4 separate regions of the Homo sapiens genome follow, and regions 2, 3 and 4 are each linked to region 1. The links are chromatin loops, found by intact Hi-C in ENCODE. Cell type or tissue: endothelial cell of umbilical vein. All regions are shown on one strand.

The links. A loop is a pair of places that touch in the nucleus more often than their neighbours do. Peaks named below come from ENCODE experiments on the same cell type or tissue, not always from the same donor. Only the 100,000 strongest peaks of a DNase experiment are listed, where the experiment ranks them.
Region 2: it touches region 1 in a loop (8-fold over the local background); 2 of 110 quality-filtered maps call a loop at or near these places.
Region 3: a loop joins it to region 1, with 6 times the contacts of the local background. A loop is called at or near these places in 13 of 110 quality-filtered maps.
Region 4: a loop joins it to region 1, with 4 times the contacts of the local background. A loop is called at or near these places in 47 of 110 quality-filtered maps.

The regions. Positions count from the first base shown.
Region 1 is chr13:67,223,124-67,225,623 of GRCh38, forward strand. PCDH9 (protocadherin 9) reads right to left here. Exons shown (of 5, transcript NM_203487.3): 2 at 2,282-2,500. Among named protein-coding and RNA genes, the nearest start is that of PCDH9, 6.0 kb to the right of the region's middle. In endothelial cell of umbilical vein, a CTCF peak has its summit at 1,296 (motif pointing left); a DNase peak (open chromatin) is centred at 1,268; H3K27ac peaks cover 364 bases.
Region 2 is chr13:65,966,165-65,968,664 of GRCh38, forward strand. It overlaps MIR548X2 (microRNA 548x-2), which reads right to left and starts at 265; the gene lies at 166-265. In endothelial cell of umbilical vein, a CTCF peak has its summit at 951; no DNase peak of the experiment used is centred here.
Region 3 is chr13:67,147,220-67,149,719 of GRCh38, forward strand. The region is part of intron 2 of PCDH9 (protocadherin 9); the gene reads right to left. Among named protein-coding and RNA genes, the nearest start is that of PCDH9, 82 kb to the right of the region's middle. In endothelial cell of umbilical vein, no CTCF peak of the experiment used is centred here; DNase peaks (open chromatin) are centred at 402, 712 and 1,212; H3K27ac peaks cover 1,946 bases.
Region 4 is chr13:67,075,994-67,078,493 of GRCh38, forward strand. The region is part of intron 2 of PCDH9 (protocadherin 9); the gene reads right to left. Among named protein-coding and RNA genes, the nearest start is that of PCDH9-AS4, 86 kb to the left of the region's middle. In endothelial cell of umbilical vein, no CTCF peak of the experiment used is centred here; no DNase peak of the experiment used is centred here.

The DNA of each region.
Region 1 (2,500 bases):
AAAGTGACACATGGTCACAAGAAATTTCTAAAACGCACTTTAGTTCCAGTTAGAGAATTACTCAGTATCCTATTTGAAAGATTACATCATACAAAGACTTTTATGACTGACTAAGCCTCAAGAAAAGATCTCTTGCATACTTTGCTGAAATGCACTTAACATTTATGTCACTACACTATATATAGGTTCAACTTTTGGGGAGGTCAGAAAAAGTGGATCTATACATCAATGCTAATATCACCACGTATAGACAGAAAAAAAGATGATGCTGGAAGTATATCAGTACATTTCTTTGGAAAGAAAATGTCAGATTTTACATGAAAAAGTTTAAGTCATATTAGTTTCTCAACATAATTATGCATATCATAAAATACCATGTGTATTGTGAGTAACCATAACAGAAGTAAATAATTTAAAAAATTTTCTTTCTGTTCATTAAGAGCAACTTTTTAATCAAACTCATTTAGTTTCATAAATTACTTTTCTTATCATAGTTAACTATTTAACTTTTAAAAACCTTTACTAAGACTGAACATTTTTTAAATTTTAAAACATCAACCTCTTTTCAAATACTAACAAAGTTAACACAAAAATTAAGTCGTTCTAACTTTGACTTATATGTAATAATCTCATAGTCTCCTTTAAAATTCTATACTGATTAAAGTCCTTTCTTCCTGTGTATTTAAGCTGTAAATATTTGTACTTTTAAAACGCTCTACTGTTTAATATTTTACTTTAAGAATGGAGATTTTAGTTGTATGGTAATATGTATTATACTTGATGTTCTGGGAGTATCTGTATGACTCATTGTCAAAATTACTCTTATAAATATTTTATTACCATGAAGCCTTAAGTCCTTCCAGAGCAATAAATGATAGTTGGTAAGGGGGAAACTGTTTCAATAAAACATCCTACTTCACCCCACCCTCAGAAAATAAAAACTCTTGATTCTCCAAAGACTAATCAATGATAACTGTTGATACTGTTCTGCAAACTAATTTTGCTTTACTTGATTTTCTAAAATCTATGTGTTCCTTATTTATAAACAAGTACAGATGGGCCATCACCATAGGTGAACTCCATATCGACAAAGACAGAACTAGCATTACGAAATCCTAGAAAGTTGGTGTGCTGAGAGCTAATCACAAAAGAGCAAGCGAATGAACTTAAATGCTAGTTGCTCCAGAGCAACTATCATTAAATAAAAGGTATCTTTGGCTGTACTACCAGCTTGATCCTTCCCTCCCCCTTCTCCTTGCTACTGCGGGATTGGCACCTGGCCAGCACAAGCGACATGATACCCTAGTGCCATCTACAGGCTATTATCGATATTCAAATTTTGTGGCAACAGACAAGCACCAGTGAAATAAATTAGACAGCGCTGCATTTAAATCTTTATTAACAAGGAATTATTAGACCTAAGAAAAACTAATTCTGGATTTGGTTGAAATATGAGTTTCTCAGCCTCTTAATCCCTCTTCATATGGCATATTTCACAGTTTAAAATGAGTTATGACAGATCACTTATGCATTACTAAGATGAGAGAATATTTACAATGGATTCATTCTTTTCTTTTTAAATCAGTTATATTAGGCAGCAAGCATTCTTTTTTTTTTTTTTTTTGAAAGAGTATTTGGCCACTGCGGACACTAAAAATCTTTCTATTAAGTACCGAATTTAATATATTACAATAAAATAATTTGAAATCAAAGAGAAGACTTCCTATATGGCTTAGTTGCAATCTATCAACGATCATGTGCTTCACAGCTGATGTACATTTAATATTCTACTATCCTGTTTAGAGACTAAAAAAAAAATTAACCCCTTTAGCAACCATAGCTGCAACATAATTGCAGTCACACCTTCAAAAGTCATTGAAAACTTGAGATTTGAAGGTGACTTTTTAGATCAAAAGGTAAGGTGAAAGTCTTGAAGCAGTCAATTTGGAAACCCCCAGGAGCAGAATTTGGCATATCAGGACAGGTTTTTTCTTCTTCAGCAAACATTATCTTGGGACATTTTGGAATAATTTTCTCTTTTCATCTTTTGCCATTTGAAGGAAACTGAAAGGAGAAAATATTCTCAGAACTCAGAAATTTCAAAGCTGTTCTAAAAATTCTTGACTGAGCCCCAGAGGAATAGAAAAGGGGTCAAGTTTTTTTTTACCTCTTTCTAACTAAGCTAAAGTTAGACCAAAACAATAGACATACTGGCACGTTAATACTGGTTGACTGGGCACTTGTATGCAGTACTTATAGACCAGTAAAAGTGCTCGTTTACCTGTCTGGTGTGTAAGGGGCCCTTTGTCTTGAAGCCTCCTTGGGAACTGCACTCTGAGGCACTGAAGTGATCTGAACTAGTGGAAGAGCGTTTAGAAAGGGTGTCACAACCCCCAACAAAGGTGTTGTCCAAAGGGAGTTCCTGAATCACGTGGTGCTTTTTCACGGAAACTGGAGTGTCTGGTTTGAGATGAAAAGCAGGCTGTGGAGAAGCAGATTT
Region 2 (2,500 bases), 1.3 Mb before region 1:
AGTATTTCATATAAAGAAGATATGTAGAAAAGCGATTTGAGAATGGAGATAAAAAGAATCAAATGTTTACTCATGCTGAGAAATGGCAGATCCTTGGGCTGCAGAAAGAGAGGATGGGATTTGTTCGTTGTTCTCTGACCTTACCTTAGGAAATTTGTAAGACCTCACACAAATATTAGGTTGGCACGAAAGTAATTGCAGTTTTTACCATTACTTTTAATGGCAAAAGCCACAATTACTTTTGTGCCAACCTAATATTTGGCATCTATGGGGTTTACCACTGAAGCATGACATCTTCTAAAAGATTATCATTCTCAAAGCAAAGAAAAAGAAAACCAGATGCATAGGATCTGAAACAGTCATGCTGGCTTGTACCTTGTGTATTCCAGTGGCAATCAATGTGCGCCCACACTGAAGGATCAGGGGGATTTCCTAAAGCAAATTGTTCTAATTCTCTGTAGGATTCTAGAAACTTGACATAATTTAGAAAAACTTTTTGATTACAATAGAAATATAATTTTCCATAATTTCTGTGGGTTTACTATCAGATACAAATAAAGATTGATTTAAATAAATAAAAAATGTGATATTTGCACACATTAATTTCTAATTGACATACTTACATTTAGATTTTTATTTTAACAGAAATAATGTAAACAAACTCCTGGGAATTGCTCTTCAACTTTGTTCTTGAATAAATACATAAGTCAAATTCTTAGAAGAGAGGCAGACATATCAGGCTTCACACTGCTTAGTGGCTTGTAGCATCTCTTGATATCAATATAGAAATAATACAAAAGCCTTTGAAATTTTTAGTATTCAACAATGAAAAGCCTGAGTTCTCCAGGAAAAAAAAAGAATCTGTCCCAGAGCAGTTGTTGAAGAGGCCAGATGAGGGAGCCTGTACAGAGAGTCATTTCCCATTGAGGGAAACTTTGATGAAATGGAGGGAGGAGATGAGAAGCAAATGGAGGATAAATTCTCTCTTAGAACGCCCCCTGGGTGAACTGTGTGGAGATGCAGGAGTTCATACAGCTTTTCTCATGATGTCTAGCAAGACCGAAAAATCAGATGTGCTTCTTAAGAAGTACATAACTAAAATGGAAATAAAAGTGGAGTGGTTGTTAAGTCAATTCTCTCATGACAATTTACGCAACTTCCTCTATTTTCTATTTTCTTACATCCATATGATCTGCTTTCTCTCATGGCTCTCATTTTAGAAACACCTCTTGGCAGTGTGCAATGACATTTTTGCTTGTTTTGAAACAACCAAAAACTCAGGTTGCTTAACTCCCTATCTCATCTAGTTCCTTAAATTATTCAGTCTTGTAGAACTTGGCAAAGGAAAAATGAGAAAATGGTCCTGCTCAGTAGAAATCTGTTGATTTCTATCCACTGAAATCCATTAGTCTTTGAAGTTAACTCTTTCTTAATGTGTCCTTATGTTACAGTAAGTATGGTGATTCCATTTATGGATAGATACACATTATTTTGTTTCCAGAAATATTTTAGAAAAATAATGTACACTTCAATCTATATTGGCAACCAATAATCCATGGTATTTTGTCGTCCGCTTTCAGAGACCTTGCAATATTTGAGATTTGTTTTCTACTAAATTTAATTTCTTACTAATATAGACCTTCTGTGTTAGACTCCTATCTGATTTCATATATGAGTTTGAAACATTATCACATGACTGAATCAACTTTGTGAGCAAATTATTCCAAAAAAACAAATATTTACTCATATTAATCACCTTCTCAAAAAATTTTGATAGTTTCATATCAGAGAAAAATTTCCTATAAACCAAAGTAAACTCAGTGTCCAAGACCCCCTAACATCAGGTTCCAACTAATCTTTCAAGACTTACTTCATCAAACTCCATTAGAAAAACAGTCTGGTCTTACAGCTTTTTCAAAAACTAGCAATTTAGTTTAATTAATTCCCATTTATGAATTTTTTGTTGCTTATATTTTAAGGTCTTGGTCATGATTATTATTATTATTATTTTTTGCCTAGACAAATGTCCCAAAGAGTTTTTCTAGGCTTTCTTCTAGTATTTTAGTCATTTTAGGTCCTGCATGTGTTTAATCCATCTTGAGTGAATTTTTGTATGGTAAGAAATAGGGGATCAGTTTGATGTTTCTGCATATAGCAAGCAATCCAATTTTTCCGAACACCATTTATTGAAAAGGGTGTCCCTTCCCCAGTGTATGAGTTTGTCAACTTTGTCAAAGATCAGTTGGCTTCTGTACAGCAAAAGAAATAACCAATAGTGAACAGACAACCTGCAGCATAGGAGAAAATATTTGCAAATTATGCATCCTACATGGATTAATATTTAGAATTTACAAGGAATTCACACAAAGCAATAAATAAATAAATAATTCCATTAAAAATAGTCAAAGGACAGGAATACACATTTTTCAGCAGAAGACGTACAAATGACCAAGAGACATATGAAAAAAAACTTAGTGTAACAAATCATCAGACAAATGCA
Region 3 (2,500 bases), 76 kb before region 1:
GATGCTAGGATGCTTAAACTTTCTATCAGACCTTCATTTTTCAAATGAGAGATAATTTTCAGAAAAATAAAATGGTTTTATCTTTGCAATTATTCATATCTACTTAGGGTATTTTTAATAGCAGAGGTGAAAGTGGGGCAGGAGGAAATGTGAGAGGAAGTACACATCGCAGATATAAAGCTGGGAATGTGTATCTACCAGAATAGCAACAACATGCTGTTTGGTTACAATCTAAACAGTCAGGGCCCAGTCTTCAGCTCTCCTGTTCAGGCAGCCTGCAGTGTCCCTGGAGAGAGTCTACGCTTGCCTTACATTAAAGTGACCTCTTTGACTCATGTTCACAGCCGTGTTAATAAGCTTGAAAAAGGTGCCCTATCCAGTTATATTTTTTGAAAAACCAGAAGAAATAATAACTGAGACTGAGTACATTTGGAATAAGGCCAGGGAATTTGGGGACTGTCTTATAATTACTACCTTTTCCATAGCCAAAATTGTTTCTTTGTATTTCATGGACACATTTACAATGTCCACTGTTTATACATTCCCTCAATGAGTATCAGGAGAATGCCTTTGCAGATAAATTGCTAAGAAATAGCTTGGGTATGGGCCAGTTCTCTTTTTGTTTTTGGTATGTGACCTCACTGTCAAAGCATTCCATCCTTCCTCTCTTCCCACCCCCTATCCCAGTAAATGAGTATGCATTACATGCAGGATAAAACTATCATATCCTTAAACAAATGTCCTTTTCAAAAGTGTAATATAAAGCAGACCCAGAAAGTCGGCTGCTATAACGATTTCATGTTTTGCTGATCCCGGTCTTTTCTTCTGAAAGGCTTCTTAGTGGTCCCCAGTGAAAAGTTGAGATCAGCATTTAAATGCAGGTCTATCTTTTTAACATACTTTAAGTCCTCAGAATTCACTAAGTCTCAGTGGCTTTGAGAATTTATAAGCGTATCTAAGATGTTAAGGCTACCTCCATGTCTTTTTTTTTTTTCATCCTGCAAAATTACATTAATTGGAATTTGTATTTTTCTTCCCCTCTGTGATTTGAAGGAAATATACTACTGAATAAGATTTCTTCAAGACCATTTCTTTGTGTGAAGCAGCTTTCCCCAGACAGTTAGGGACCAATTATAGGAATACTTATAGTCTTTGAATTTTTACAGCTGATGTACACTGGTTCCTCTCCTAGGTAACAGTAACATGCACATGTGCAATGAGTCACAGGAAAGAAAAAAAAAAGAAAAAAGTAATTATGTTGTTTCTTGTTATATGCAATAACCAGCATTTGGTTAGAACACCCGTGCAAGTTTTAATTTTAAATGAGAAGATGAAGGCAAAAGAAGCCAACTTCTTTTTTTTAATTACCACTTTTCTGCATCAATCAACATATTCATTTAAATTTAAAACTTAGCATTTTATATTTCAGTCATGTTTTTCTTCGATGTCCTTTGAAGTCCTTATCTATGTTCTTTACACATGTCATAAAGACATTTTTATTAACCATTAAAAGCCTGAGAAAAAGCTGATTGAGGTTTGAATGTTTCATATTCTTAAAGGTTTCAGTCTACATGTTAAATGGCAAAAATATAGCCACTGAAAACTGTCCCAGGATGAATTTAACAAATAGACATTAATTTGATCTTTAAAAGATGTATTATATTAAGTTTTTGATTCCTATGATGGAAAACTATTATATGATTTTGCCAGTTCTAGGTAGGAATGGAATCATCCAATGAACAAACTTTTACTGCAAGGCTGCAACTACAGTAAGGCACCTATAGAGCAAAACTTACAAAGGTTTTTACCTTACCTTTAGGTTCATGCTCAAATTTGAGCTCTCAAGTTCCTGCTCTAACCTACTACATGGCACCATAGCCCTTATAGACCGACTACATGCCAATGATATTGTAGGTCTCTTGAAGAAATATTAAGATGAATAATTACATTTAAAAAATGATAAGATAGAAACTTGGCCTGCTAGAATTTGTGAGTCTTGAAAACTTTCCTATCAGTATGAAAACAGGTAGCATAATATAACAAAGACATGGGCTCCTGTTGCTGACGGCCTGAGCTGGAATTCTGCTTTACTTCCTATGCGTGTCATGTTGGATATGACAATTTCAATATTTCTAAGTCTCATTTTCTTTATGAATTCTTTATAGTCATAGTACCTACTTTAAAGGTGTGATGAGAATTCAATAAGATATTTTAAGCAGTGCCCAGCACATTGTTAGGCTCTGATAAATATTTATTATTGTGATTATCATTATCATTGTATTTACAGGAAAGGAAGGAAACAAATCTGAACAAAACATCAACTTTCATACAAAAGAAAGGAACATTAAAGGGAAAATAAAACTGTAAATACTGCTAATGGTCACGAATTTTTATTTGATTTTTTATGATTACTAGTTATCCTAAGATCACAAAGGAATTACGATTTCAACTTCCATGAAGAAAAATTACGTTAAAGATTTTTGCTTTGTATAAAAAAAAA
Region 4 (2,500 bases), 150 kb before region 1:
TTTTCATACCAAAGGTTTAATCAAAATTAAAATAAACAAATGTTTATAGTTTAAAGCAAGCACTCCACTTATAACATCGAACCTTTCAACCATTTCAAAAAAGAAATGATTAGTATGATCACCAAATAATAGTATGGGAGTGGAGGCGAAAGGCATGTTGAGCACTTTCTATGTGCCAGACACTGCCCTAAATATTTTACTGTTATTATTTCAGTTACAGATCTCTTAAAGACAGTAATAAATGTAAATCTCCACTTGGGAGTGAGTTCCTATATGGAGATTTAGCATAGTAGAGCATTTGAATTTGTGAGAATGGATGAGGTTTAATAAATTTATGAGAAGCTATCTATGTCTTTTCAATATGTGAATAACTATAAACATGCGTAATTAATTGGTAAATCAAATAGCTGTATAATAAAGCCGAAGAAGAAGTTTCATTCAGTAGAAAGGGCTACTCAGCTAAAGAGAAGAGAGAAGTTTAAATCACAAGATTTGCAAAAAATAAGTGTCACAGCAGGTAACATAAGGAGGGCCGTGGGAGGACTAAGTGGTGATATGGAAATCTGTGATGTGGGCTCTCTGTCAGGAAAGACTTCTCCACTGAAGCATTACTTAAATCAAGAGCTAAACTATGAGGAAGGGAAATCACATTTTCCACAAATGAATCAGCATCTGCAAAGTCTTCTGTAATTTCTATGAAAACTATTAATAGAAGTAATAATAAAATTTTGTGAAACGAGCTATTTTTCTGAAGACTACTGGAAGAAGAATGATATATTTTATTTATTCCAAACAGATCACCGGCCCCACTCAATGGAATGCACAATATAGTTTAATTTTCCTATTTGAAGTAACATAACACATATGTTTATTACCATTGCTACAAACTTTGAGAAGTAAATATGGCTAATAATGGCAGGGAAGCAGTTTTTAACGTCTGATTATGTGTGATTAATATATACAAAATCTGAACTCTTCCCACCACGCTCATTGCTAACATCTTCTGCCTAGTATTGAAAGAATTTTGCATAAGGTTGCCTTGTTTCTGAACTTGCTCATCTATGGTCTCTTCTCAAGAGTAAGCAGAGTGAAGACTGAGGACAGATCACAGCCTTCTTCTGTTCAAAAAATGACCTTTAATTTTGTGCACTGTCTTAAAAAATACCACTCCCTAATCAAAGCTCCCACTCCCTGATCAACATTGCCCATTAATCTCTGGAATTGTTTTCTGCTATCCTCCCTGTCACTCTCTTTTCTCCAAATCTCTGGCCCCTTACTGTCTGCTGAGCATATCAGGCATGCTTTTACAGGGCCTTTGCCCTTATTGATTCCTTTGTTATTTTGCCTCAGATAGTCACTGGTCTGCCTGTCCAACTATTTGTTTGTTTTTCAACCATCATTTTGCTGAGGTGTCCCTTATCACCCTATTTAAAAAAACAATCACTCTTCTCACCTCCCTGGCATTCCTTGTTCCTCTACACCCTCCACTTTCTTTTCTTACAAATATCACCACTTGATATTGATAATCTCACTACACTAAAAGGTAAATTCCATTTTTGTCTCTTTGTATCACTGATGTTTAGAATAGTATCTGGCACATAATAGAATACGTATTTGTTGATTATATGAATAAACGGATGACATCAACATTGTTCAAGAAATCTAGACTTAAACTTGGGAATCATTTCTCTTCCCATTCTTTCAATTTCCTTATTATCTCACCCCAATATTTGATTCTATTGTCAATCTGTTTCCCTCACATTGCATTTCAACAACTACCACTAACATTGAGGTCATCATTTTTCAGGTGAATTACTAGAGTAGATATTAAGTGGGTTTGTGCAGCCAACATGCCCACATTAAAAAAAAATTCACATGTATATCGATTTAGATATAGTCCTAAATGATAATTCTTTCTAAATGATATTTCTACATACAAGTCTAAAACTTTTCCATCTTTCCATTTGATGAAGTACACATTCCTAATCATGCCATTTCAGGCCTCTCATGTTGTGGTTCCAGCTTCTTCCCTGCATTATATTCTACACGTTCCAGCCAAAGGAAACTACTTGGCATTCCTGCAGATGGCTGAGGTGTCCATGGATATCCGCCACTCAAATTTCCTTCAAACCTGTTGCAGGAGCCATAGTGGCCATTGTCTTCAGTGGCCACCCATCAATACTGAAGCCATGCTTCACCTGGGCTTCTTCCCACCAAAGGCTGAGTGTCCAAGGAATTCGTGCTGGTACCGTGGCTCCCAGCTGCGCCATCAGCTGGTCAAATTTTTCTTAGACCTGCACTTAGTCCCGAGCCTCTTTCTATCCAATCCTTCCTTGCCCACCTCTTCTTTTGTAAGTGTGAAACCCACATTAATCTCAAGGCTCACCCTGTTTCCTTCAGCTCTTTCCCCTTTATTCTTCAATGAATGCCTTGTAGGTCTTTTACCATCTTAGTGTCTGCTTCTGTTGGAGGATTCAAACTGACACACAGTTCCTCAAAA